3 separate regions of the Homo sapiens genome follow, and regions 2 and 3 are each linked to region 1. Evidence: chromatin loops called from intact Hi-C (ENCODE). Cell type or tissue: Caco-2. All regions are shown on one strand. Each heading gives the region's core, and the rest is flanking DNA. Links, peaks and the distances in the headings are about the cores only. Region 1 has its middle 84 kb from the start of FLJ32255. Region 2 overlaps ANXA2R-OT1 (ANXA2R overlapping transcript 1). Region 3 holds the start of FLJ32255 (a long non-coding RNA gene).

What was found. Peaks named below come from ENCODE experiments on the same cell type or tissue, not always from the same donor. Only the 100,000 strongest peaks of a DNase experiment are listed, where the experiment ranks them.
Region 2: it touches region 1 in a loop (5-fold over the local background); 54 of 110 quality-filtered maps call a loop at or near these places.
Region 3: it touches region 1 in a loop (4-fold over the local background); 40 of 110 quality-filtered maps call a loop at or near these places.

What each region holds. Positions count from the first base shown.
Region 1 is chr5:42,903,954-42,914,441 of GRCh38, reverse strand. It overlaps the pseudogene PRELID3BP5. Among named protein-coding and RNA genes, the nearest start is that of FLJ32255, 84 kb to the left of the region's middle. RefSeq lists enhancers at 5,674-5,733, 5,864-5,913. In Caco-2, for the core only: a CTCF peak has its summit at 5,359; DNase peaks (open chromatin) are centred at 5,401 and 5,741; H3K4me3 peaks cover 486 bases.
Region 2 is chr5:43,053,237-43,063,724 of GRCh38, reverse strand. The region is part of intron 2 of ANXA2R-OT1 (ANXA2R overlapping transcript 1); the gene reads left to right. Among named protein-coding and RNA genes, the nearest start is that of ANXA2R-OT1, 9.0 kb to the left of the region's middle. RefSeq lists a silencer at 5,224-5,518. In Caco-2, for the core only: no CTCF peak of the experiment used is centred there; DNase peaks (open chromatin) are centred at 5,184 and 5,194; H3K4me3 peaks cover 154 bases.
Region 3 is chr5:42,992,281-42,997,280 of GRCh38, reverse strand. FLJ32255 (a long non-coding RNA gene) reads left to right here and starts at 3,948. Exons shown (of 2, transcript NR_104643.1): 1 at 3,948-5,000. LOC105374746 (a long non-coding RNA gene) reads right to left here. Exons shown (of 3, transcript XR_007058755.1): 1 at 2,034-5,000; 2 at 419-1,072. RefSeq lists enhancers at 3,780-4,074, 4,344-4,473, 4,774-4,983. In Caco-2, for the core only: a CTCF peak has its summit at 2,184 (motif pointing left); DNase peaks (open chromatin) are centred at 2,172, 3,930 and 4,920; H3K4me3 peaks cover 1,172 bases.

The DNA of each region.
Region 1 (10,488 bases), core at 2,270-7,269:
GTGAGGTACATGAGGTGAGCAGAGAGGCATATTTTAATGGCCTGGCTTCCCCCAGAAACATCACTGAAATAAACACTCATGTGAGATTGCTTTATTCAAGAGTGCTGTCCTTAGAAAGTGGGAGTGAGAAGAAAGAGGAGAGGGTCAGGGATGAGCATATTCAATGCTGTGCTTCCTAGTAGCCCAAGCTTGGTATCAAGTATGACCAGAGGTGACTTTATTATTAAACCAATAAAGTTTAACTGTAAGGCAAACTTCCAAAGAGTTTGTAAAACTTTTGACCTAAAACATTTTTCTAATTTTCTCAAAGAGATTCCCCTACTAGCTGTATGAACATTGACTCCACAAATTTGAAGCTGCTCTGAACAACAATGGTTGTTTGATCTCATGAAACCATCTTCTGAGAGGCCTTATGAATAACTGCTTCTCGGCACAGTCCACTTAGGAGGAAGAAAAGAATGGAATATATCCACTGTTGGTGAAATAACACAATTCTCACAACAAAAGACTGCTGTGTACCAAATAGAAGAGAGAGGGCACACTAGTATTGAGTTGGCATTCGCATATTTACATGCCTGTAAGGTAGCCTGACAACTACAAAGTTAGGCCACATCTCATATATTTTCAGCAGAGCAGGGGGAAGCATGATGAATTCCTTTCTCTTTTCAAAGAAAGAGAGAACACCTTACAATAATATCTTGCTATCTTCTGAGAGAACCTCAGCTCATTCAGGAGGTACTTTTAAGAAACATGTACATATTTGTCCCATGACCTTGGATAAATTACTACATTGTATAAACTGGAGATTCAGCTTTATCTTTAGAGGGACTAATCTAAATTCCAATAGTTCAACTCCGGATTCAGAGTAACCATATTAAGTGTGATGTTACTGTTGTATTTCTTTTATGGCTTTTAGGAAAAGAAACAAAACACTCTCAAATAGTATAAGCATAAAAAGATTTATTATGGTATAAACATCATTAAAATCTAGGACAAACGCTGTGGCTCATGCTTGTAATCCCAGCACTTTGGGAGGCTGAGGCAGGTGGATCACAAGGTCAGGAGTTCGAGATCAGCCTGACCAACATGGTGAAACCACGTCTCTACTAAAAGTACAAAAATTAGCCAGGTGTGGTGGCACGTGCCTGTCATCCCAGCTACTCAGGAAGCTGAGGAAGGAGAATTGTTTGAACCCAGGAAGCAGCGATTGTAGTGAGCGGATATCGTGCCACGGCACTCCAGCCTGGGCAACAAGAGAGAGACTCTGTCTCAAAAAAAAAAAAAAAAAAAAAAATTCTGATAGAGGCCAGCTGTGGTGGCTCACGCCTGTAATCCGAGCACTTCGGGAGGCCGAGGCAGGCAGATTGCTTGAGGTCATGAGTTCGTGGCCAGGCTGGCCAATATGGTGAAACCTCGTCTCCACTTTCTTTTAATTTTTAAAAGAAAAAATTAGCTAGGTGTGGTGGCAGGCACCTGTAATCCCAGCTACTTGAGACGCTGAGGCAGGAGAAAAGCTTGAACGTAGGAAGGAAAGGTTAAAGTGAGCCAAGATTGTGCCACTGCACTCTAGCCTGGGCGACAGAGCAAGACTCTGTCTCAAAAAAAAAAAAAAAAATGAAAAGAAAAAAATGAAAAAAAAATCTGATAGAAAAGTGTAGACACAGATTTTAGACTGAGTGTCAGGGAATGATTTTTCTGAACCACATTGCAAATTGGCTCCCTAAAAGAAGATACTGTCAGAAATCAGTAAACACTGAATCAGACAGCTGCTAAACCACCGCAGGCTTCTCCCTTCAGAAACACGCAGCAAATATTAGATGGTTGGGTCAATCCAAGTATCCGTAGGGAATAAATGTATACAGTAATTCTCATGGACTATTTTTGGAGGACAAATGTTTCATTCATTTAAAGAACAATCTGGCAATACTCCATAAAATTAGGTTATGCATTTTCGATGAATAATTTTGCTGAAGGACGATGTATATCCTAAATAAATTCTCTCATGAGAATGAGACTAACATACGAAATATTGTTGATTAGGTGGCATCTGAGTGCCCCCTGTGGGACACTGGAGAGGGAAAGTCTGGCAGAGGCTCATTAGAAGCTGATATGTTGAAGTTGGAAGCAGCAAATGAAGTGTACCTATAAAAATCTTAGAAATATGCCAATAAGCGAAAAATAATAAATGAAATAAGATATACACCCAATACTTTTTGGAAGAATTAAAAATATATATACATAAAATTGTGTCGCATATAAGACTGATTGCTACAAAACACACAATAGAAATAAAAATAAAATAGCTAGAAGTAAAGTAGTTACTAATAAGAAGAATCTCAGTAGAAGTAGGAAAAGAGATAAAAACGAATAACTGACAGAATGCACCTAATTACATAAAATAGGATCAAGGCCTGCACAAAACACTGTTGAAAATGTTACATCAATTAAACTTATTTTCTCCTTAGGTATAAAAATCATCGCACCTTTGAGGTCTCCCTTTCATGTAGTTAGATGAGTGTAGACAAAAAAAGAAAATGTATGGATTTAAGAAAGTCCTGGGATGCTCCTTTTCACAACCTAGCCTATTTTATTCATTACTCTATGTGATTGGTATGCTGCAGGACCTGGACTCTGAATCCAGATTCTAGCAGAATTAGCTTTCTGATCTTGGACTATGATCTAACCTCATTGTGTCTCCTATCTACAACTGCTCAATGCCTCTAAAATATGCAAGAAGAATGAGACATAGTAGGTGTAATTGTCTAGGCTGCTCTGCAATAAGGACACACTTTGTGTAGTGAATAGACAGTAAGTAACTGGTTCGTGCCACCAGTGGGACATCTCCATTGCTCCCTTTCCTTGGCTGATTCAATCATAGCAACCCAGAAGCGTTTTCAGAGTATCTTCCAGAATGATACAATTTTCACCTTAATCCTATCAGGTTCTGAACCAATTTGCAAGGCAAATTAGTGTTAATCCCCTGCTTATTTGAATAGCTGGTTTCTGGCCTATATACAAGACAAAACATACTGTAAAAACAGACACTCAGTACTAGCCAGTGTTATTTACCTCTTTTCCTATCTCAACTATATTGCTGGCCTTGTCACAAGACTGAACCCATGGAGTTCTGTCCATTAAACCTGGAAGAACAGTCCTGGAGGTAAGCAGGTCCAGAGTGCATGTCATATGCCACCAGGTCAGGACCGTGAACAAACCTGAGGCTGGGCACTAGATCACTTGCTGTGTTGAGCCACCATGCCTGCCAATGCCCTTAGCTCTGTGAGGATGTAAAATCAGGTATGTGTGGGCTGCTGTGCTGGGTTTCCAGCAGGCACGGAGCTGTTCCCAGGCTCAAGAGGGGTCCAATGGCCATCAAAACCCACATGTCCAGGAGTCAGTGGCTGAAACCACAAAGGAGCTCCAGTCACCTTAAAGAAAGATGGATTCTACCAATGGCAGGGTTCAATGGTCCCAAACCAGCCAGGAGATGCCAACGCTTGTGGAGCTGAACAGACACATACTGAGGATGCCTTCATAAACTACTCACAATCAGGGCTTGAAATACAGAGCAACCCAGGAAGGGGAGGGGGGTACAAACCTTTTGTTGCTCCTGGCTCACAGTGAGATAGGAGTTTGGCAGGACTAGTTTTGCAAGACAAACAGGAGGCTAGGTCCCCAAGACACAGGTCACAATACCCTCTTGATAAGACATGATTCCTTTAAAAAAAAAAAAAAAAAAAAGCCCAAACCAGTTAGAAGGAAGATGGCTACATAAGCAACCTCTGGTTACCCTCGTTGCTCATTATATGCTCATTATTATGCATTGGGATGCTAAAAGACACTAACACCCGAGCAATCACTGTGACTGTTTACAAATGCCATTGCAATGCCCAAGAGTTACTCTGTATATTCTGTAAGGGGGAGAAACTCCTGGTTCCACAAGCTCCCACCCCTTTCCCAGATAACTAAAGAAATAATTGACCCCTTGTTTAGCATATAATCCAGAAATAGCCATAAAATAGCCAGCTAGCCACCCTGGCCCCATTGCTACCCTGACTATGGGGTAGCCTCCTTTTTGTTCCTTAGTTTCCTTAATAAACTTGCTTTCACATTACTCTGTTGGCTTGCTCTTGAATTCTTTCTGGCTCAAAGTCAAGTATCTACTTGGTCTCCCAGGCTAAACTCCAATTTTAGGGGTATCCTTGCATCAACAGCACCACTGCCTTCAGCCAATTCCCCGGAAGGAGCTCCTCACACCCCAGTGGAGACCCTCATTATGTTATTGTAAACTTCCTTGGGACTGTTCATCTAGGAACAAGAAGTCTCTATGATGGAGATAATTCCTTATATAGTTCTTCCTCTCCAAAGTGCCTTAAAGTTTTCTCAATTATACAACTTTGATTTATATGTAATCAAGAATATGCTAAGGGGCTTTACTTTTAGATCAACTCAGAATTCATAGTTCTTTGTACATGACAATTGAAGCCTGTTCCTTATTCTCCACCTGTGTGGAGTCAGGACTGCTCTCTGCGGTCCAGGCTGTCCCCGGAAGCTGCTGAAAACCGACGATTCCATCAAGAAGGAACCCGGAAAGGAGAGAAACCCCTGCCTTTCTGCAGGCCTGCAGTAGGACCTGCTTCAACTGCTGCCCTGGAAGGAGCCCGAGGCACCTCAGTGGGAACCCTCATGCTGTCTCTGGGGACTTTTGCACTGGAACTGTGCCCTGCACGCATAAGAGCCTTGAGGTCTTTGCTGTGGAGATCATTCCATAATTTGTTCTTCCTCTCCTGAATGTCCTAAACATTTTTATTTAGAAAAACTCTCTTCATGTAGTGAATAATATGCAATGTGCTAAGGAACTTTTCTTTTAGATCTACTCAAAATTGTGATGGTTCTTCCATCGAAACTGTACACATTGATTAAAGCCTTTCCCTTATTCTCCAACTGTGGAATCAAAACTAGTAAATCAAGGTTGGTATAGATGGGCCTGAAGCAGACAGAAAGGGGGCAGGGACCTAGCTCAGAGCTTTTTCTTTTTCTTTTGAGTCTTATTATTATTTAAGATGGGGGTCTCGCTGGGTCGCCTAGGCCGGTGTGCAGTGGCGTGATCAGGCTTTAGTCTAAATTCCAGGGGCCTTTGAGGAGCTGTGGATACTAACAGGGTGGGAGGGGACAGCTGGGTGGATCATATGCTGGAGTTGCTTTGAAACTGACTGTGGCCCTCCAAATAAAGGCAGAAAACAGGCATTAGCACTGTTCTTTAAATCAGGGGTCCCCAATCCCCCCCACCACGGACCGGTTAGGAACCCGGCCCCAAAGCAGGAGCTGAGCAGTGGGCAAGCGAGCATTACTGGCTGAGCTCCGCCTAGCGTCAGATCTGCTGCATTAAATTCTCACAGGAGTGCGAACCCTATTGTGAACTGCGCATGCGCAGGACCAAGACTAGCTTTTGCTCTCCTTTTGAGAATCTATTGCGTGCCTGATTATTTGATTTCTAACACCTTCATCCCGAAACCATCCCCACACCCCTCTCCATCCGTAGAAAAATTGTATTCCACTAAACTGGTCCCTGGTGCCAAAAACGTTGCGGATCTCTGCTTTAAATGGTTTAAATGTTACATTGTAACGAAGAGTGGAGGACCGCCTCACTTGGAGCCGACGGCACCTGCGCACAGCGAAGCTGGTTGAAGGGCCCCCGACGGGGTGGGACAGGTGTAGCCTCCTCACCTCATTTTCCCCTGCGCTTCACAGACATCTAGCAGACTGCCTGCACCATCAAGATCTGGACTGCAGAGCACGTCTTTCACCACCCGTGGGAAACTGTTACAACAGCTGCAATGCACAAATACCCAAGCCCTGCGAACCTGAGCAGGGTGTGGGTTGATGTGTTGGAAGGATATATAGATCCCTCTGGAAAGTTGCAAGGCCACAGACTTCTCTGCACAGAGTGGGAACTGCAAGTCCCTTACTGTTGCAGCAAGAGCCAAAACATAGTCTTCAGGACCCAGAAAAAAAACTATTTTGACTCAAGAAACCACAATCATTGTGAAAAGAATCAGCCTCAGCAGTTACCTTGAAGAACTGAAGACAAGTACAATATCTTCAAATGCTAATAAAGGCTGAGAAGCACTGGAATGGGTAATACTTAAACTACATGTTAAGATTGAGAAATTGCTGGCTTCAAAAAGAGGAAGCATAAGAACTCGGATAGTAGCAGCATCATTTACAGAGAAATGATAATGGATGTTGGAAGACATCAAGTACCCCAGGTGTCTCCAACCTTGCAATCTGTTATTTTAAAACCGTATCTTAGGTAGAATTTTTAAAAAATAGACTGATAGAAGACTTTGTGACATGGAATAAAAACAAAGAGGTTCAGGGTGTCTAAATAAAAGGGATCATCTAAAATAAGTGTTGTTTGAAATGATTGTCTAATTTTGAGAGTTCCAGTATTTATGTGAAAATTTAAAAATTTTTCAAAAAGTACTTGGCAGTTTGCATTGACATTGAATCATTTTGAGGTAGAATTTTAAAGCTTTTAACACCTGGGAACACTACCTGACTTTGGTGGAACTTCAGAACAAAGCAGAGCCACCTCTTATATACACACAATTGCCCTGCTGCCATAAACTTCAACAGCTTGCATAAGGAACTTCACTTTAAAAGGAGAAATTGCTCAGTTTTAAATGATATTAATGTGTATAAAATAACTTGCTCTGCTATAAACCACCATTAAAAACCAGTGTTTTGGTTTAGTACTTGAATATTTTTGGAGTAAAAATTATCCCTAAAGTAGTATATGACTCCCAGAAACATATGCTTTTATTATAATAAAAAGTAATATATTGATTTGTCAAAGTTTTATAACATAGTAAAGGTATTACCTTCCTTGGATTTGTACTTTATGCTTTAATATGCTGTACCATGAGCTGGCTACATTAATTGGAAAAATAAATTCATTACTTGAAAAACAAAAGAGAAAATGAAGAGTGGGGATAGACTAACGGGGACTGAAAGAAGATCCCTAGCCTTGTGCCTTCTGAGTTAACAACCACAGGGTTCCAGAGCATCAACTCCAGATCAGACAATTCCAGGCAGCTACAGATGTCTGCCTTGGTGAGTCTTGCCCAGGATCTGGAAGTCCAAGATGAAAGCGCCAGTGATTCAGCTCCTGGTGAGGGCTGTCTTCCTGTCATGCCAATGGCCATGTTGTAGCTGTGTTCTCACATGGCACAGAAGGAGAGAGAGAAGTGGGTAGAGGGGCAAGAGAAGAAAGGGAGAGAAGGAGAGGGACCTGGTATCTCTTCCTCTTCTCATAAGGGCACTAATCCCATTATGAAACCCCAACCCTCATGACCTCATCTAAACTTAATTGTCTCCCAAAGGCCCCATCTCCAAATACCATCACTTGGAGATTAGTTAATCAAAATTATCATGAATTTTGGGGGAACACAATTCAGTGCAGAACACCAAGTGTATGGGAGGCTCTCATAATCTCTGCCCATCTCAGGTCCTGCAGCAACTAAGACTCATTCCTTCTTGTGGGCATCCCAGGAGAAAGATTTATGTGTCTTCACAACTTTAGTGTAAAGATTTGGTGTAAAGGTTTCCAGCCTTTACACCAAAATCCTTGGGCAGAGATGAAAAACATGCAGTAGAGAATACACTTGGGACTTTTACACTTTTCTGTCCCCTCAAATGTTAGAAATCAAAACCCATAAACTAGATGACAGCATTAATCTAGTCTAGCTGTGATTACATCAATCTTTTCACATAGTGGCAGTTCTAAGTATCAGTATAGAGAAGCTTAGATGTTGCATCTTATTGGAACGTGGAACTAGAGCTGTGTTTGCTTTGCACTCATTATTAGACTAATTACATGTCAATTATCCATGTCATAAAAAATAAGCAGATGGTGAAAGATGAGTTAGAGTGTTTTTGTGGTTTGGATATGGAGGGGGCTTCCCATCTTATCATCCTCATTTTCTGTTCTGAAGTCTCAAAATCTACTTAAAAAAAAATAAAACCACAATCCCAATCCTCTGATAACCCATTATTCCATTAACCAATTAACCGTTAATCCATAAATGGATTAAGACATCAAACGGGCAGAGCCCTCAAGACCCAATCACTGCTTAAAGGCCCTACCTCTCAATATTGCTACATTGGGGATTAAGTTTCAACATGAGTTTCAGAAGGGACAAATATTCAAACCACAACATCCCTGAATGGCAATTAATTGTAAAGAGAAATTAATTGTTATCTTAGATGACATGATCGTGATTTCAATTTGAAACCTTTTGAAGGTCTAGGGGATAAAGGGACTATGAATGCAGCCCTGGCTTTGGCTCCCTCAGGGTGGCCTCTGTGTGCAACACCCAGGTTAGATTATCTGCTAAGATTTCCTCTGGGCTGGCCAATCTGAAAGCAATATGGAATTGTGTAATCCAAGGGCTCCTGAACACAAGGGAAAAGGTGTTTCATCCAGTCTCACAGCAGGAGACATCAGCTTTTGAGTTTTTACACTTTTCTGGCCAAGTGCCTGGTCCTAATCAGATCATAGGAAGCATAGTGGTGATATTAATTCTAGAAGCAAATTGTAACAGAAGATGGAATTACTGGTATTAACATAAAACCCTAACATCTTAGACGAAACTCAATCTGTGATAGGGTGGTTTAAGTGATAAAAAGAAAAGGTACTCCTTAACCTGTGGAGGGAAAGCTCTTTTGAGGAACCCTGGTTAATAGTTTATTATTGCCCCAAACCACATTGCTAGTCCTGGAGCAGAGACTGCAATCTTGTTCTCCAGGCAGAGAAAAGCTTGAGGAGAGGTGTGTCCTCAAAGACAACTTGGGATGTTAGTGAGAAGCAGGGCAGTGGTAGTCACTCAATTCTTTCATTTCCTTCTTGTCTTTTATTTTCTATTTATTTTTATTGTGGTAAAATACATATAACAAAATTTACCATCTACCATGAATTCTGAGTCTATCTAGAAGTAAAGTTCCTTAGCATATTCTTGATTACACAAAGATAGTTTTTATAATTTGGAAATCTTTGAGGTACTTTGGAGAAGAAGAACTAAATAAGGAATGATCTCCATCATAGACTTCTTGCTCCTAGTACTTTGGAGAGGAAGAACTAAACAAGGAATGATCTCCAACATAGAAACTTCTTGCTCCTGTTGCCTCTATCTAGAAGGCAGAGTCCCAAGCAAGTTTACAATAACATCATGAGGGTCCCCACTGGGGTGTGAGGAGCTCCTTCCAGGGCATTGGTTGAAGGCAGTGGTGCTGTTGATGCAAGGATACCCCCAGAATTGGCATTCAGCCAGGGAAGCCAAGTGGATACTTTGCTTGTACCAGAAAGAATTCAAGAGCAAGCCAAAAGAGTAATGTGAAAGCAAGTGTATTAAGGAAACAAAAAGAAGGCTACCCCCGTAGTCAGGGTAGCACCAAGGGACAGGGCAGCTAGCTGGCTATTTTATGGCTATTTCTTGATTATATGCTAAATGAGGGGTCGACTATTTCTTTAGTTATCTGGGAAAGAGGCAGGAGCTTGTGGACCGGGGGTTTATCTACCTTACAGAAGATACAGAGTAACTCTTGGGGATTGCCATGGCACTTATAAACAGTCATTGCTCTGGTGGTAGTCTTTTAGCATGCCAATGCATAATAATTAGCATATAACGAGCAATGAAGGTAACCAGAGGTAGCTTTTATGCCATTTTCCTTCTAGCTGGTTTGGGCTTTTTTAAAACAATTTTTAAATTTTTTTTAAGGAATCTTGTACCGGGTACTGTGACCTGTGTCTTGGGGACCTAGCATCCTGTTTGTCTTGAGAAACTAGTCCTGCCAAACTCCTATCTCACTGTGAGTAATGAGCAAGAAAAGTTTTTTTTCCCTTTCAGGGTTCTTCAGTATTTCAAGCCTTGATTGTGAGCAGTTTAAGGAGACGTCCTGGGTATGTGTCTGTTCAGCTCTGCAAGCGCTGGCATCTCCTGGCTGGTTTGGGACCCACTGAACCCTGCTATTGGCAGAATCCATCTTTTTTTTTTTTTCCGAGAGGGAGTTTCGCTCTTGTTGCCAGGTTGGAGGCCAATGGCGCGATCTCGGCTCACTGCAACCTCCGCCTCCCAGGTTCAAGTGAGTCTCCTGCCTTAGCCTCTCAAGTAGCTTGGATTACAGGCATGCACCACCATGCCTGGCTAATTTTGTATTTTTAGTAGAGACGGGGCTCACCATGTTGACCTGGCTGGTCTCGAACTCCTGACCTCAGGTGACCCATTTGCCTCAGCCTTCCAAAGTGCTGGGATTACAGGCGCGAGCCACCATGCCTGGCCTAATCCATCTTGTCTTAAAGCGACTGGAGCTACTTTGTGGTTTCAGCCACTGACTTCTGGACATGTGGGTTTTGATGGCGATTGGGTCCCTCTTGAGTCTGAGAACAGCTCTGAGCCTGCTGGAAACCCAAAACAGCAGCCCACACAC
Region 2 (10,488 bases), core at 2,607-7,606, 150 kb before region 1:
TTCAGCAGCCGGCCAAAAGGAACAGACTCCTGCAAAGGAACAACCTCGAGGGCTGGATATTTAGGAGCCACATTTATAGGGGCTTTTCTTTCTTTAAAAAAAAACACAACCGGCCATTAGAAGCATGACACTGAGTAATAGATAAGTCCTAATCATAGTCCTTAAGACATGTTTTCATAACTGGTATATGCACTTATATTTGTTTATCCACTTGTTTATAATAATGCATTAAACCCTAAAATTGACACACTAATTTTCAACAGTTATTATTTCAGAGATGCATGGTATCCATTTCCTGTTGTTCAATTTCTCTCCTTCCATCCGCCTTTACATTTCTATTTTTAAAATGTTAATTTTTTCCAAATTCCATCCTGCCACCTTTCTTTTCTTTTCTTTCTTTCTCTCTCTTTCTTTTTCCTTCCTTCCTTCCTTCCTTCCTTCCTTCCTTCCTTCCTTCCTTCCTTCCTTCCTTCCTTCCTTCCTTCCTTCCTTCCTTCCTTCCTTCCTTCCTTCCTTCCTTCCTTCCTTCCTTCCTTCCTTCCTTCCTTCCTTCCTTCCTTCCTTTCTTTTCGACGGAGTTTTACTCCTGTTGTCCAGGCTGGAGTACAATGGCGAGATCTCGGCTCACTGCAACCTCCGCCCCACCCCCTCCCCGGGTTCAAGCAATTCTCCTGCCTGGGACTACAGACGCGGGCCACCATGCCCGGCTAATTTTGTATTTTTAGTAGAGACGGGGTTTCTCCATGTTGGTCAGGCTGGTCTCGAACTCCTGACCTGAGGCGATCGGCCCGCCTCGGCCTCCCAAAGTGCTGGGATTACAGGCGTGAACCACCGCGCCCAGCCCATCCTGCCTTTTTTTTTTTTTTTTTTTTTTTTTTTGAGCCAGAGTCTCGCTGTTTCCCAGGCTGGAGTGCAGTGGCGCGATCTCCGCTCACTGCAAGCTCCGCCTCCCGTGTTCACGCCAATCTCCTGCCTCAGCCTCCCGAGTAGCTGGGACTACAGGTGCCCGCCAACACGCCCGGCTAATTTTTTTTTTTTTTTTTTTTTTTGTATTTTTAGTAGAGACAGGGTTTCACCGTGTTAGCCAGGATGGTCTCGATCTCCTGACCTCGTGATCCGTCTGCCTCAGCCTCCCAAAGTGCTGGGATTATAGGCATGAGCCACCGTGCCCGGCCCCATCCTGCCTTCTAAAACCATCTCGTCATATTCTCAAATCTTTCTGACCCTGTATGCTATATTTTCTGATATCCTTTTAAATTTTCTTACCTTTTCCTGTTATTTCCTTTTTATGCAATTCTTCTTTATAGAATTGTAGAGTTTAGCAGTTTTCTCATTTTGCTTTTGTTGCACCTGATTTTTAAATTTTCCTTTCCTTTAAGATTGATTTATTTCCAGCAATCGGATTCCATGGTGCCCTCAAAGCCCTCATCTCTATGGCTAACATAGGAGATGAAAGCTCAGTTCCCACAATACCCAAACACCAGCCACTAGAAGAATCAATGAAGAGAGGGAGAGAAAGAAAAGCAGAGTGTTAGACTTCAGAATAAGAAGTGAGAATGGTCACATGGGAAGCCTGCTTCATATCCAAATCCTAAAAACACTTTCCAATTCCACTTTGACAATTTATTGCCATTTTCTTATACTGATAATTGGTATTTAATTAATCTAACAAGAAGTACAAGGCAAAGACAGTTTTATTCCCACGTTCCATTCAGATTATAGCACCTAAGCTCCTTTATATTCAAATTCAGAACTGTCACTGTGTGAAAAAAAAAAAAAAAAAGTCTTCATAGCTAGACCAAATTAATGCCAACACCAAGTTTCTGGGTTTTAGTTTCTGACATCTAAGGTGACAGAAAAGTTTCAAAGTCCAAAGGGTGATTGCTACTGCATGTTTTTTTTATCACTTTCTGAAGACAACCATTTTTCTGTGCCTGACACACTGCATGTTGAAGCTATGAGGATGCATAAATCTTTTTCCTGGGATACCTGCAGCTTGAAGGAGTGAGTCTCAGATGCTGCAGGCCCGGAGCTGGGTAGAGATTGTGAGAGAATAGCCTCCTTGGGCCAAGTATGCACCGGTGATGTACTTGAGCCTTCAGTGTTGCTAGATCTTGAAGTTTTGCTGAATATTTGGTTTTGCTGGATCCAATCCATGTGGATTTTTGAGGTGGGCGGGCCCCACATTGGCAGAATTATGCAACTGCCTGAGAATGCCTGACCTGGAGCTGATGCCCTGAAATGCCATGGTTGTCAATTCAAAAGGCACAGGGCTGGGGGTCTTCCTCATGGCTCCCTAAATTTAATTTCCACCTCCACCCTGTAAACGTAAACTTCAGACCATTGAAGGAATATTTATTGATGGTTGTTCTCTGCTCTCAGCAGGGAGGCCAAGCTCAGTTTCAAGAGAATCCCAGGACAGTGGAGCACTGTCCCTTCCCACCCTGGTGATATCCATAGCTATTCAAAGGCTCCCTGGAGTTCAGCCTCCAGCTCTGATCTGGGTCCCAGTCCCTTTCATGCCCCTGCCCACCTGTATGTGTTTCCAATCCTGACTCCACCAACCTCAAATCTATTTCACAAGTGGAGAATACAGAAGAATGCTTTAATCCTCATGTACAAAGAACTATGAATTCTAAGAAGATCTAAAAGTAGAGTTCCTTAGCACATTGTTGATTATGCAGATAGAATTTTTCCAATTGAAAAACCTTGAAGGCGTTCAGAAGATGAAGAACAAAATATGGAAGGATGTCTACTGCAGAGACTTCCAGCTCAAGGCAGGGCACAGTCCTATGAAGGTTCCCCAAGAACAGCATGAGTGCTCCCACTGAGGTGCATGGGCTTCTTCTAGGGCATTGTTATAAAGGAGTGGTGCCATGAACCATGACCAAGACCGGGGTTCCTTTCTTTTCTGGGTTCCAGTCTGTCCTAAGCCTTAGTTTTCAGCAATTTCTTGTGGGCAGCCTGGGCTCTGCTCTAGGCATCTATCTGTCCAGCTTCACAGGTTGGCATGTCCTGGCTGGGTCATGGCCCATTGTGTTGTGTTGTCTATAGGATGCACTTATTTTTCTTTTTACTTTTTTTTTTGTTTATAGGCTATTTATTGAGAAGTTGTTTTCTAAAATGCTACTTTCTTTTTAAAATTTTTTTATTATACTTTTAAGTTCGAGTGTACATGTGCACAATGTGCAGGTTTGTTACATACATATACATGTGCCAAGTTGGTGTGCTGCACCCATTAACTCATCATTTACATTAGATATTCCTCCCAATGTTATCCCTCCTCCCTCCCCCCACCCCATGACAGGCCTGGGTGTGTGATATTCCCTACCCTGTGTCCAAGTGTTCTCATTGTTCAATTCCCACCTATGAGTGAGAGCGTGTAGTGTTTGGTTTTCTGTCCTTGTGGTAGTTTGCTCAGAATGATGGTTTCCAGTTTCATCCATGTCCCTGCAAAGGACATGAACTCATCCTTTTTTATGGCTGCATAGTATTCCATGGTGTATATGTGCCACATTTCCTTAATCCAGTCTATCATTGATGGACATTTGGGTTGGTTACAAGTCTTTGCTATTGTAAATAGTGCTGCAGTAAACATACATGTGCATGTGTCTTTATAGTAACATGATTTATAATCCTTTGGGTATATACCCCGTAATGGGATGGCTGGATCAAATGGTATTTCTAGTTCCAGATCCTTGAGGAATCACCACACTGTCTTCCGCAATGGTTGAACCAATTCACACTCCCATCAACAGTGTAAGAGTGTTCCTGTTTCTCCACATCCTCTCCAGCATCTGTTGTTTCATGACTTTTTAATGATCGTCATTCTAACTGGTGTGAGATGGTATCTCATTGTGGTTTTGATTTGCATTTCTCTGATGACCAGTGATGATGAGCATTTCTTCATGTGTCTGTTGGCTGCATAAATGTCTTCTTTTGAGAAGTGTCTGTTCATATCCTTTGCCCACTTTGTGATGGGGTTGTTTGATTTTTTCTTGTAAACTTGTTTAAGTTCTTTGTAGATTCTGGATATTAGCCCTTTGTCAGATGGGTAGATTGCAAAAATTTTCTCCCATTCTGTAGGTTGCCTCTTCACTCTGATGGTGGTTTCTTTTGCTGTGCAGAAGCTCTTTAGTTTAATTAGATCCCATTTGTCAATTTTGGCTTTTGTTGCCATTGCTTTTGGTGTTTTAGTCATGAAGTCATTGCCCATGCTTGTGTCCTGAATGGTATTGCCTAGGTTTTCTTCTAGGGTTTTTATGGTTTTTAGGTCTAATATTTAAGTCTTTAATCCATCTTGAATTAATTTTTGTATAAGGTGTAAGGAAAGGATCCAGTTTTAGCTTTCTACATATGGCTAGCCAGTTTTCCCAGCACTATTTATTAAATAGGGAATCCTTTCCCCATTTCTTGTTTTTGTCAGGTTTGTCAAAGATCAGATGGTTGTAGATGTATGGTATTATTTCTGAGGGCTCTGTTCTCTTCCATTGGTTTATCTCTCTGTTTTGGTACCAGTACCATGCTGTTTTGGTTACTGTAGCCTTGTAGTATCCTTTGAAGTCAGGTAGCATGATGCCTCCAGTTTTGTTCTTTTTGCTTAGGATTGTCTTTGAAGGGGGCCAGCCCCTCCACACCTGTGGGTATTTCTCATCAGGTGTGATGAGAGACTGAGAAAAGAAATAAGACACAGAGACAAAGTATAGAGAAAGAACAGTGGGCCCAGAGGACCAGCGCTCAGCATATGGAGGACCCGCACCGGCTCTGGTCTCTGAGTTCCCTCAGTATTTATTGATCACTATCTCTACTATCTTGGTGAGGGGGATGTGGCAGGGTGGGGAGAGGGTCAGCAGGAAAACATGTGAACAAAGGACTCTGTGTCATAAATAAGTTTAAGGAAAGGTGCTGTGCCTCGATGTGCTTGTAGGCCAGATTTATGTTTGACTTTACACAAACATCTCAGTGCAGTAAAGAGCAGTATTGTCGCCAGCATGTCTCACCTCCAGCCATAAGGCAGTTTTCTCCCATCTCAGTAAATAGAATGTACGTTCGGGTTTTACACCAAGACATTCCATTCCCGGGGACGAGCAGGAGACAGATGCCTTCCTCTTATCTCAACTGCAAAGAGGCCTTCCTCTTTCACTAATCCTCCTCAGCACAGACCCTTTATGGGTATCGGGCTGGGGGACGGTAAGGTCTTTCCCTTCCCACGAGGCCATGTCTCAGGCTGTCTCAGTGGGGAGAAACCTTGGACAATACCCAGGCGTTCTTGGGCAGAGGTCCCTGTGGCCTTCGACAGTGCATTGTGTCCCTGGGTACTTGAGACCAGAGAAGGGTGATGACTTTTACCAAGCATACTGCGTGCAAACACATTTTTAACAAAGCACATCCTGCACAGCCCTATATCCATTAAACCTTGAGTCAACACAGCAAATATTTCTGTGACCACAGGGTTGGGGCTAGCGTTACAGATTAATAGCATCTCAAGGCAGAAGAATTTTTCTTACTACAGAACAAAATGGAGTTTCTTATGTCTTCTTCTTTCTGCATAGACACAGTAACAGCCTGATCTCTCTTTATTTCCCCCACAGTCTTGGCAATGTGGGCTCTTTTTTGGTTCCATGTGAACTTTAAAGTAGCTTTTTCCAATTCTGTGAAGACAGTCATTGGTAGCTTGATGGGGATGGCATTAAATCTATAAATTACCGGCCGGGCGCGGTGGCTCATGCCTGTAATCCCAGCACTTTGGGAGGCTGAGGTGGGCGGATCACGAGGTCAGGAGATCCAGACCATCCTGGTTAACATGGTGAAACCCTGTCTCTACTAAAAAAATACAAAAAATTAGCCGGGCATTGTGGTGGGTGCCTGTAGTCCTAGCCACTTGGGAGGCTGAGGCAGGAGAATGGCATGAACCCGGGAGGCGGAGCTTGCAGTGAGCCAAGATCAAGCCACTGCACTCTAGCCTGGGCAACAGAGCGAGACTCCGTCTCAAAAAATAAAAAAAAAAAATCTATAAATTACCTTGGGCAGTATGCCCATTTTCACAATACTGATTCTTCCTATCGATGAGCATGGAATGTTCTTCCATTTGTTTGTGTCCTCTTTTATTTCATTGAGCAGTGGTTTGTAGTTCTCCTTGAAGAGGTCCTTCACATCCCTTGTAAGTTGGATTCCTAGGTATTTTATTCTCTTTGAAGCAATTGTGAATGGGAGTTCACTCAGTATTTGGCTCTCTGTTTGTTATTGTTGTATAGGAATGCTTGTGATTTTTGCACATTGATTTTGTATCCTGAGACTTTGCTGAAGTTGCTTATCAGCTTAAGGAGATTTTGGGCTGAGACGATGGGATTTTCTAGATATACAATCATGTTATCTGCAAACAGGGAGGATTTGACTTCCTCTTTTCCTAAATGGATACCCTTTATTTCTTTCTCCTGCCTGATTGCCCTGGCCAGAACTTCCAACACTATGTTGAATAGGAGTGGTGAGAGAGGGCATCCCTGTCTTGTGCCAGTTTTCAAAGGGAATGCTTCCAGTTTTTGCCCATTCAGTATGATATTGGCTGTGGGTTTGTCATAGATAGCTCTTATTATTTTGAGATAAGTCCCATCAATACCTAGTTTATTGAGAGTTTTTAGCATGAGGCGTTGTTGAATTTTGTTGAAGGTCTTTTCTGCATCTATTGAGATAATCATGTGGTTTTTGTCTTTGGTTCTGTTTATATGATGGATTAGGTTTATTGATTTGTGTATGTTGAATGAGCCTTGCACCCTAGGGATGAAGCCAACTTGATCATGGTGGATAAGCTTTTTGATGTGCTGCTGGATTCAGTTTGCCAGTATTTTATTGAGGATTTTTGCATCGATGTTCATCAGTGATATTGGCCTAAAATTCTCTTTTTTTGTTGTGTCTCTGCCAGGCTTTGGTGTCAGGATGATGCTGGCCTCATAAAATGAGTTAGGGAGGATTCCATCTTTTTCTACTGATTGGAATAATTTCAGAAGGAATGGTACCAGCTCCTCTTCCTACCGCTGACAGAATTTGGCTGTGAATCCATCTGGTCCTGGACTTTTTTTGGTTGGTAGGCTATTAATTATTGCCTCAATTTCAGAGCCTGTTATTGGTCTATTCAGGGATTCAACTTCTTCCTGGTTTAGTCTTGGGAGGGTGGATGTGTCCAGGAATTTATCCATTTCTTTTAGGTTTTCTAGTTTATTTACATAGAGGTGTTTATAGTATTCTCTGATGGTAGTTTGTATTTCCGTGGGATCGGTGGTGATATCCCCTTTATCATTTTTTATTGCGTCTATTTGATTCTTCTCTCTTTTCTTCTTTATTAGTCTTGCTAGTGGTCTATCAATTTTGTTGATCTTTTCCAAAAACCAGCTCCTGGATACCATTGATGTTTTGAAGGGTTTTTTGTGTCTCTGTCTCCTTTAGTTCTGCTCTGATCTTAGTTATTTCTTGCCTTCTGCTAGCTTTTGAATATGTTTGCTCTTGCTTCTCTAGTTCTTTTAATTGTGATGTTAGCGTGTCAGTTTTAGTTCTTTCCTGCTTTCTCTTGTGGGCATTTAGTGCTATAAATTTCCCTCTACACACTGCTTTAAATGTGTCCCAGAGATTCTGGTATGTTGTGTCTTTGTTCTCATTGGTTTCAAAGAACATCTTTATTTCTGCCTTCATTTAGTTATGTACCCAGTAGTCATTCAGGAGCAGGTTATTCAATTTCCATGTAGTTTTGCGGTTTTGAGTGAGTTTCTTAATCCTGAGTTCTAATTTGATTGCACTATGGTCTGAGAGACAGTTTGTTATAATTTCTGTACTTTTACGTTTGCTGAGGAGTGCTTTACTTCCAACTATGTGGTCAATTTTGGAATAAGTGCAGTGTGGTGCTGAGAAGAATGTATATATTCTGTTGATTTGGGGTGGAGAGTTCTGTAGATGTCTATTAGGTCCACTTGGTGCAGAGCTGAGTTCAAGTCCTGGATATCCTTGTTAACTTTCTGTCTTGTTGATCTGTCTAATGTTGAGAGTGGAGTGTTAAAGTCTCCCATTATTATTGTGTGGGAGTCTAAGTCTCTTTGTAGGTCTCTAAGGGCTTGCTTTATGAATCTGGGTGCTCCTGTATTGGGTGCATATATATTTAAGATAGTTAGCTCTTCTTGTTGAATTGATCCCTTTACCATTATGTAATGGCCTTCTTTGTCTCTTTTGTCTCTTTTGATCTTTGTTGGTTTAAAATCTGTTTTATCAGAGAGTGGGTTTGCAACCCCTGCTTTTTTTGTTTTCCATTTGCTTGGTAGATCTTCCTCCATCTCTTTATTTTGAGCCTATGTGTGTCTCTGCAGGTGAGATGGGTCTCCTGAATACAGCACACTGATGGGTCTTGACTCTTTATCCAATTTGCCAGTCTGTGTCTTTTAATTGGGGCATTTAGCCCATTTACATTTAAGGTTAGTATTGTTACGTGTGAACTTGATCTTGTCATTATGATGTTAGCTGGTTATTTTGCTTGTTAGTTGATGCAGTTTCTTCCTAGCACCAATGGTCTTTACAATTTGGCATGTTTTGCAGTGGCTGGTACCGGTTGTTCCTTTAGTGCTTCCTTCAGGAGCTCTTGTAAGGCAGGCCTGGTGGTGACAAAATCTCTCAGCACTTGCTTGTCTGTAAAGGATTTTATGTTTCCTTCACTTATGAAGCTTAGTTTGGCTGGATATGAAATTCTGGGTTGAAAATTCTTTAAGAATGTTGAATATTGGCCCCCACTCTCTTCTGGCTTGTAGAGTTTCTGCTGAGAGAGCCACCGTTAGTCTGATGGGCTTCCTTTTGTGGGTAACCTGACCTCTCTCTGGCTGCCCTTAACCTTTTTTTCCTTCATTTCAACCTTGGTGAATCTGACGATTATGTGTCTTGGGGTTGCTCTTCTTGAGGAGTATCTTTGTGGCATTCTCTGCATTTCCTAAATTTGAATGTTGACCTGCCTTGCTAGGTTGGGGAAGTTCTCCTGGATAATATCCTGAAGAGTGTTTTCCAACTTGGTTCCATTCTCCCTGTCACTTTCAGGTACACCAATCAAATGTAGATTTGGCCCTTTCACATAGTCCCATATTTCTTGGAGGCTTTGTTCATTTCTTTTTACTCTTTTTTCCTCTAACTTCTCACTTCATTTCATTCTTTTGATCTTCAATCACTGATACGCTTTCTTCCACTTGATCAAATCGGCTACTGAAGCTTGTGCATGCATCACGTAGTACTTGTGCCATGGTTTTCAGCTCCATCAGGTCATTTAAGGTCTTCTCTATGCTGTTTATTCCAGTTAGCCATTCGTCTAATCTTTTTTCAAGGTTTTTAGCTTCTTTGCGATGAGTTTGAACATCCTCCTTTAGCTCGGAGAAGTTTGTTATTACCGATCTTCTGAAGCCTACTTCTGTCACCTCGTCAAAGTTATTCTCTGTCCAGCTTTGTTCCGTTGATGGCGAGGAGCTGTGATTCTTTGGAGGAGAAGAAATGCTCTGATTTTAGAATTTTCAGCTTTTCTGCTCTGGTTTCTCCCCATCTTTGTGGTTTTATCTACCTTTGGTCTTTGATGATGGTAACCTACAGATGGGGTTTGGTGTGGATGTCCTTTTTGTTGGTGTTGATACTATTCCTTTCTGTTTGTTAGTTTTCCTCCTAACAGTCAGAACCCTCAGCTGCAGGTCTGTTGGAGTTTGCTGGAGGTCCACTCCAGACCTTATTTGCCTGGGTATCACCAGTGGAGGCTGCAGAACAGCAAATATTGCAGAATAGCAAATGTTGCTTCCTGATCCTTCCTCTGGAAGCTTCGTCTCAGAGGGGCACCCGGCTGTATGAGGTGTCAGTTGGCCCCTACTGGGAGGTGTCTCCCAGTTAGGCTACTCGGGGGCCAGGGACCCACTTAAGGAGGCAGTCTGTCCGTTCTCAGATCTCAAACTCCATGCTGGGAGAACAACTGCTCTCTTCAAAGCTCAGTTGGAAATGCAGAAATCACCTGTCTTCTGTGTTGCTCACGCTGGGAGCTTTAGACTGGAGCTGTTCCTATTCAGCCATCTTCGAACGATCTCAGCATACACTTATTTTTCAAGTGAGTGTAGCTCTTCTGTGGTTTCAGCCATTGGCCCCAGAGTGTGGGTCTCAACAACATTTTTGTCCCCTTTAAACTTCAGAAATGACTCTAGCCTATGTAAGCCCAGCATGGCAGCCTGAATGCACTGTACTTCATATGTGCACAGAACTGGGGACATTGGCAGTGGTGGCTCAGTGCAGTGAAGTTGTCCATTGCCCAATCCCAGCTTACTTTAGGCTTAAGTCTGGTGGCATGTGGGGCTCTGGACATGCTGCCTTCAAGACAGCTCTTCCAAAGATGATGAATGGGGCTCCATATTTTAGCCTCCAGATCAGGCCAAGCTACGTGGCTGGTCTAGGAAAGGGAGTAAATGATTCTGTCCAGTACAGACTGTGCTTTTATAG
Region 3 (5,000 bases), core at 1-5,000, 85 kb before region 1:
AAATAAGCCAAATATATCTCTTTGGATTTCAGGGGACTTAATGTCAAAAAAATTAATGAGGTAAAAAAGACCGAATTTAGAATTGGATTTTAGAAAGTTTGTCAAATACTTAAAACAAGGTCAATGTTTAAAACACTTGATATCACAAAATAGAATCACAGGTCATTGTAAAATAAGTCAGTCATTTAGTCAAAGTGGTAACTCAAATATTTCAAAAACAAAAAGGCAAAACCTTTTACTCTTTGAGACTTACTTTCCCAAAAAATAAGACCTAATGAAGATAGAATGAAGCCAATTAAATCTATTTCTCAAATCTTATAGACAAGTGTATTAAATTTTAATCATCTTGACCAGAAGCAATAATTTTATAAACCTTTCATAACGTTTTATAATGTTTAAAAAAAGAATGGGTTAATACCTCAAGAAAACATTGCTAATCTGACACAGGGGCCCACAGGCTGGTCTTGCATCAGTGTTCCTTTTATATTAATCTTTATAGGCTGGCCATTGTGGCTCACATCTGTAATCTCAGTACTTTGAGAGGCATAGGTGGGTGGATTCCTTGATCTCAGGAGTTTGAGACTAGCCTTGGCAATGTGATGAAACACTGTCTCTACAAAAAATACAAAAATTAGCCAGGCATGGTGGTACACACCTGCAGTCCCAGCTACTCAGGAGGCTGAGGTGGCAGGATCGCTTGTGTCTGGGAGATGGAGGTTGCAGTGAGCCAGGATCATGCCACTGCATTCCAACCCAGGTGACAGAGCTAGTTCCTGTCAAAACAAAACAAAACAAAACAAAACAAAACAAAACCACTGTTTATAGAGAAATACTGAACTAACTTTCTCTCTTAAAGTAGGTCCTTACAAGTCCAAACACCCACTTCTTCTGCAATAGTCCCTGGGACTAGGGGGTTGAATAGTTTAATTTTCTGGACACAGGTCTTGTGAATGCAGCTTCTTCTGATTTTCATCTTCTCTTAGGTCTGAAGATGAGGCTTCAGTTGCTGTTAATGTTTAAGATTTAGTAGGAGTTGGTGACCTTTTTCGACCCAGGAGTGAAAGCCCTGTAACTTGGTAACACAAAAACGTTAAAAGAATTACAGAAAGTTATGTAGATATAATAACCTTTTTTAATCTCAGTTTTTCTAAGCAAATAAAAACCTAGTAATAATTACACAGGAATTATTTTGATAAAATGTACAGTATGTTTTTACCTTTTTCCTAAATAACCTTTGAATTAGATAAAACTATTTTCCTTTTAATAATAACACTTTTTCTTTGGAAAAATGTTTGCCTACAGTACTTTTGTAAAGTTGAGAATGACCCAGACATTTAATGACTACCTATTATTTCATAAAATATAACTCTAAGATTTTTTTTTTTTGACGGAGTCTCAGTCTGCCTAGGCTGGAGGACGGTGGCACGATCTGAGCTCACTGCAACCTCTGCCTCCGAGTTCAAGAGATTCTCCTGCCTCAGCCTCCTGAGTAGCTGGGATTGCAGGCATGCATCATCACCGGCTAATTTTTGTATTTTTAGTAGAGATGGGGTTTCACCACTTGGGCCAGGCTGGTCTCCAACTCCTGACCTCAAGTGATCTGCCCATGCTGGCCTCCCAAAGTGGTGGCTCACACAGTAATATCACAGTCTTCTGAATTCAAAATAGGCCGAGGCTGGAGCTCAGGCACCACCTCTGCGGAATCTCAAGCAGGCTTCACATAGCCAAGAAAATGTTGCTCCATCGCTTAATTAAGCCTCAGAGCAGGAGGACATAAGCGTTTGCGCTGATTGACGAGATGAAGCAGAACCTTTAGCACTACCATCAGCCTGGGTATTTATGCTCTCCGGAGCTCGTGGGCAGAGGGCACCCAGATATTATGAAACTCAATAGTAACGAATGCACGAAAATTAGTAGACAAATGAAAACCGGTAAAATTCTAGAGAGCACATAGAAACAAAACAAATCGTAATTCCGACAGAAAAACAGCGAGAAAAGAAGTCGAAATGAAACGGATACTAAGCAAACCTTACAGAGAACGAGCGCTACAAAACGCAGGGATTAAAGAGTTCTTCAGGGGCCAAAAACCATCTGTGTCCGGGAAATGAGCATTGCTGCCACCGGAAAACTGTCCGCTAGGTCTCTGCACTGCTCTGGACCTCGCTAGCAAGAATCTGGCGGCGCTGAGACTCAGCAAGCGCCGGCACCTAGCGGATAGCGCTGGTATTGCCAAACAAATATCCGTTTAGGCGCCATAACGGTGCTGCTAGAAAGAAACTGCGGATTCTTAGGAGGGGTGCTTCCATCCCGAAACATACTGTCTGGAGGAATGGACCGACTCTGTTTAAATGTGTTGTGACGTTTTAATGTGTTTTAATCCGTTTAATGTGTTTAATCCGTTTAATGTGTTTTAACACGTTTTAATGTGTTGTGACAGGAAAAGAGCCGGCTAACGGTATTACGGAAGTACTAGTTGGCACAGAGGCTCGGTGCAATTACCGTTCTGCACCGTAAAACGGGTTTAGGAAGTTCCTAGGAGATACTAGCGGTGCCAGAACCGAGAAAGTGACGACACAGACAACTTATGGACTCCGCGTACGGGAAACGTTCCGTTGGGCGCTAAGAACGGTGCAGCAACTGAAAAACCGCTCAGTGGGCGCTACTGGCAAAAGCGTTGCTGCAAAACCGCCAGCTCCGCATTAGAAGCAGAGCCGCCAGACAGAACCCGGGACCTGAAACCACCGAAGCGGAGACCGAGCTTGGCTCCCCAGCTCCTGAGAGAATGCAAGTCAAGGAGTACGAAGCTGTGATACTCAAAATTAGTAGAAGAAAAATGAATAACATTTAAATAAGATAAAATTTTAAAATAATAAATTCTAAAATTCAAATAAAAAGGCAAAGCAAACACACTGGAAACTACCGGTAGCATTGTTCTCAGAGCAAAAGACACAAAAAGAGCATTTAAAAATAAGCAAAAATTAGAGAGAACCAACCCTACAAAGCAGAAATTACAAGTATTGCCAAAAGAAGCAATTCTGTGATTAGGATATCCCTGTTAGATCTAAACCGGTACATGTTACACCTAAGTCTACATTTCTTAGGACAAAAACAAAAACAAACAACAACAACAACAAGAAACCAACAAAACCCAGTCATGGTTAAACCTGTTTACGACTAAAAAATCGTAGTAGCTGATATATCCCGACTTGGTCCACAAGAGGAAAAAGTCGCGTTCGGCGGAAATTGCTATCGTCAAACCGAGCTTCGTAAACCAGAAATCGCTTTTGCCGGCATTTCCTGACTTCCATGGGAGTTTAAAAAACACCAACATAGCTAAGGCGGGACTTGATGTTGCGCAGCTAGCCTTGGTGTAAGAGCTCCCAGGCACTGCTAAACTGGTCATCGCTAAACCTAAATGAATCGCATTCGCTGGTACACAGATTTCTACAGGAGTTGAACATCTCCTGCGCAGCTAAAGCAAGCCGTACTAGTAGGAAGCCGGAACTTGCCACGACTTAGAAACTTGAGGCTTTGGGAGGCCAAGGCGGGTGGATCATCTGAGGTCGGGAGTTTGAGACCAGTCTGGCTAATGTGGCAAAACCCCGTCTCTACTAAAAATACAAAAATTAGCCGGGTGTGGTGGCGGGCGCCTATAATCCCAGCTATTTGGGAGGCTGAGGCAGGAGAATCACTTGAACCCGGGAGGTGGAGGTTGCAGTGAGCCGAGATCGCCGAGATGGCGCCACTGCATTCTAGCCTGGACGAAAGAAACTCTGTCTCAAAAAAAAAAAAAAAAAAAAAAAAAAAAAGAAAAAGAAAAAAGAAACTTGAGGCAGGGCTAACTCTGCGTTTGTTATGATTAGGCTACAGGAAACCCGGAGTTGCTGGGAAATGAGTCACAGGGTCACTCAGCCTTTCTGTGGCGAAACATCGACTTCCTACGACCTAGAAATCGCCGCCAGGGCTAGGCTGGTGTTTGTCCTAAGTGGGTACTTGCTTGGGTTGAGAAATCACATTTTGGCTATTCCCCGACTTGAACCAGGGGATAGAAATCGTAGTCACCGGCTGGGCGCAGCGGCTCATGCTGTAATCCTGGCAGTTTGGGAGGCCGAGGCGGGCAGATTATTGAGGTTAGGAGTTCGAGACCAGCCTGGTCAATATGATGAAACACCGCCTCTAGTAAAAATACAAAAATTATCCGGGCGTGGTGGCGAGCGCCTGTAATCCCAGCTACTCAGGAGGCTGAGGCAGTAGAATCCCTTGAACCTGGGGTGCGGAGGTTGCAGTGAGCCAAGATCGCGCCACTGCACTCCAGGCTGGGCGACACGGCGAGACTCTGTCTCAAAACAAAACAAAAGGAAAAGAAGAGAAAAGAAAAAGAAACGCAGGCACCCTGAAATCGAAACTTGTTAGGACCAACAAGCCAACGACAGACGAATCTGCGGGGTCCTGCGACAGACACGCCAGCCCCGCCGCCACAGCACAGGGTTCTGGAGGTCGAGCTGTTCTGCGGGTTCTGCGGCGGCGCTGGGAAGAGACGGCGCCCGGGCAGCTCCCCTGTCACCGGCTTGGAGGAGCGGCGGGCTCCCCTAGCCCAGCGCCGCCGCCGCCGCCCGGGAACGCCAGGCTCACCCCAGCTGGGGAAGCTCCGAATCCCTCAGATCGGCGACCTGAGTGCTGTCGCCCCGAGAAAATGGAGGCATCGAGCAACGAGCTGTGCTGAGACCGAGAGACCTCAGTTCTGCGAAATGTCGGTGCCTGGAGCTTGCGAATGACTGCGGCCGGCGGGTTGTCAAGGACAACATTCCTTATGGCGCAACCAACAGCGCTGTCACCAAGAAACTGGACTCTGAGAAAAAAGAGGGTTTCGGCCACCGAGAAACTCCGTGCCACATGTGCCGTGACAGCAAAACCGCCCGCTCCGCGCCGCTGGTGAAAGAGCTAACGAACGCCAGGTGCTGCGACAGTGACACCGGGACTAGAAGGCCTCGGATGGAGAA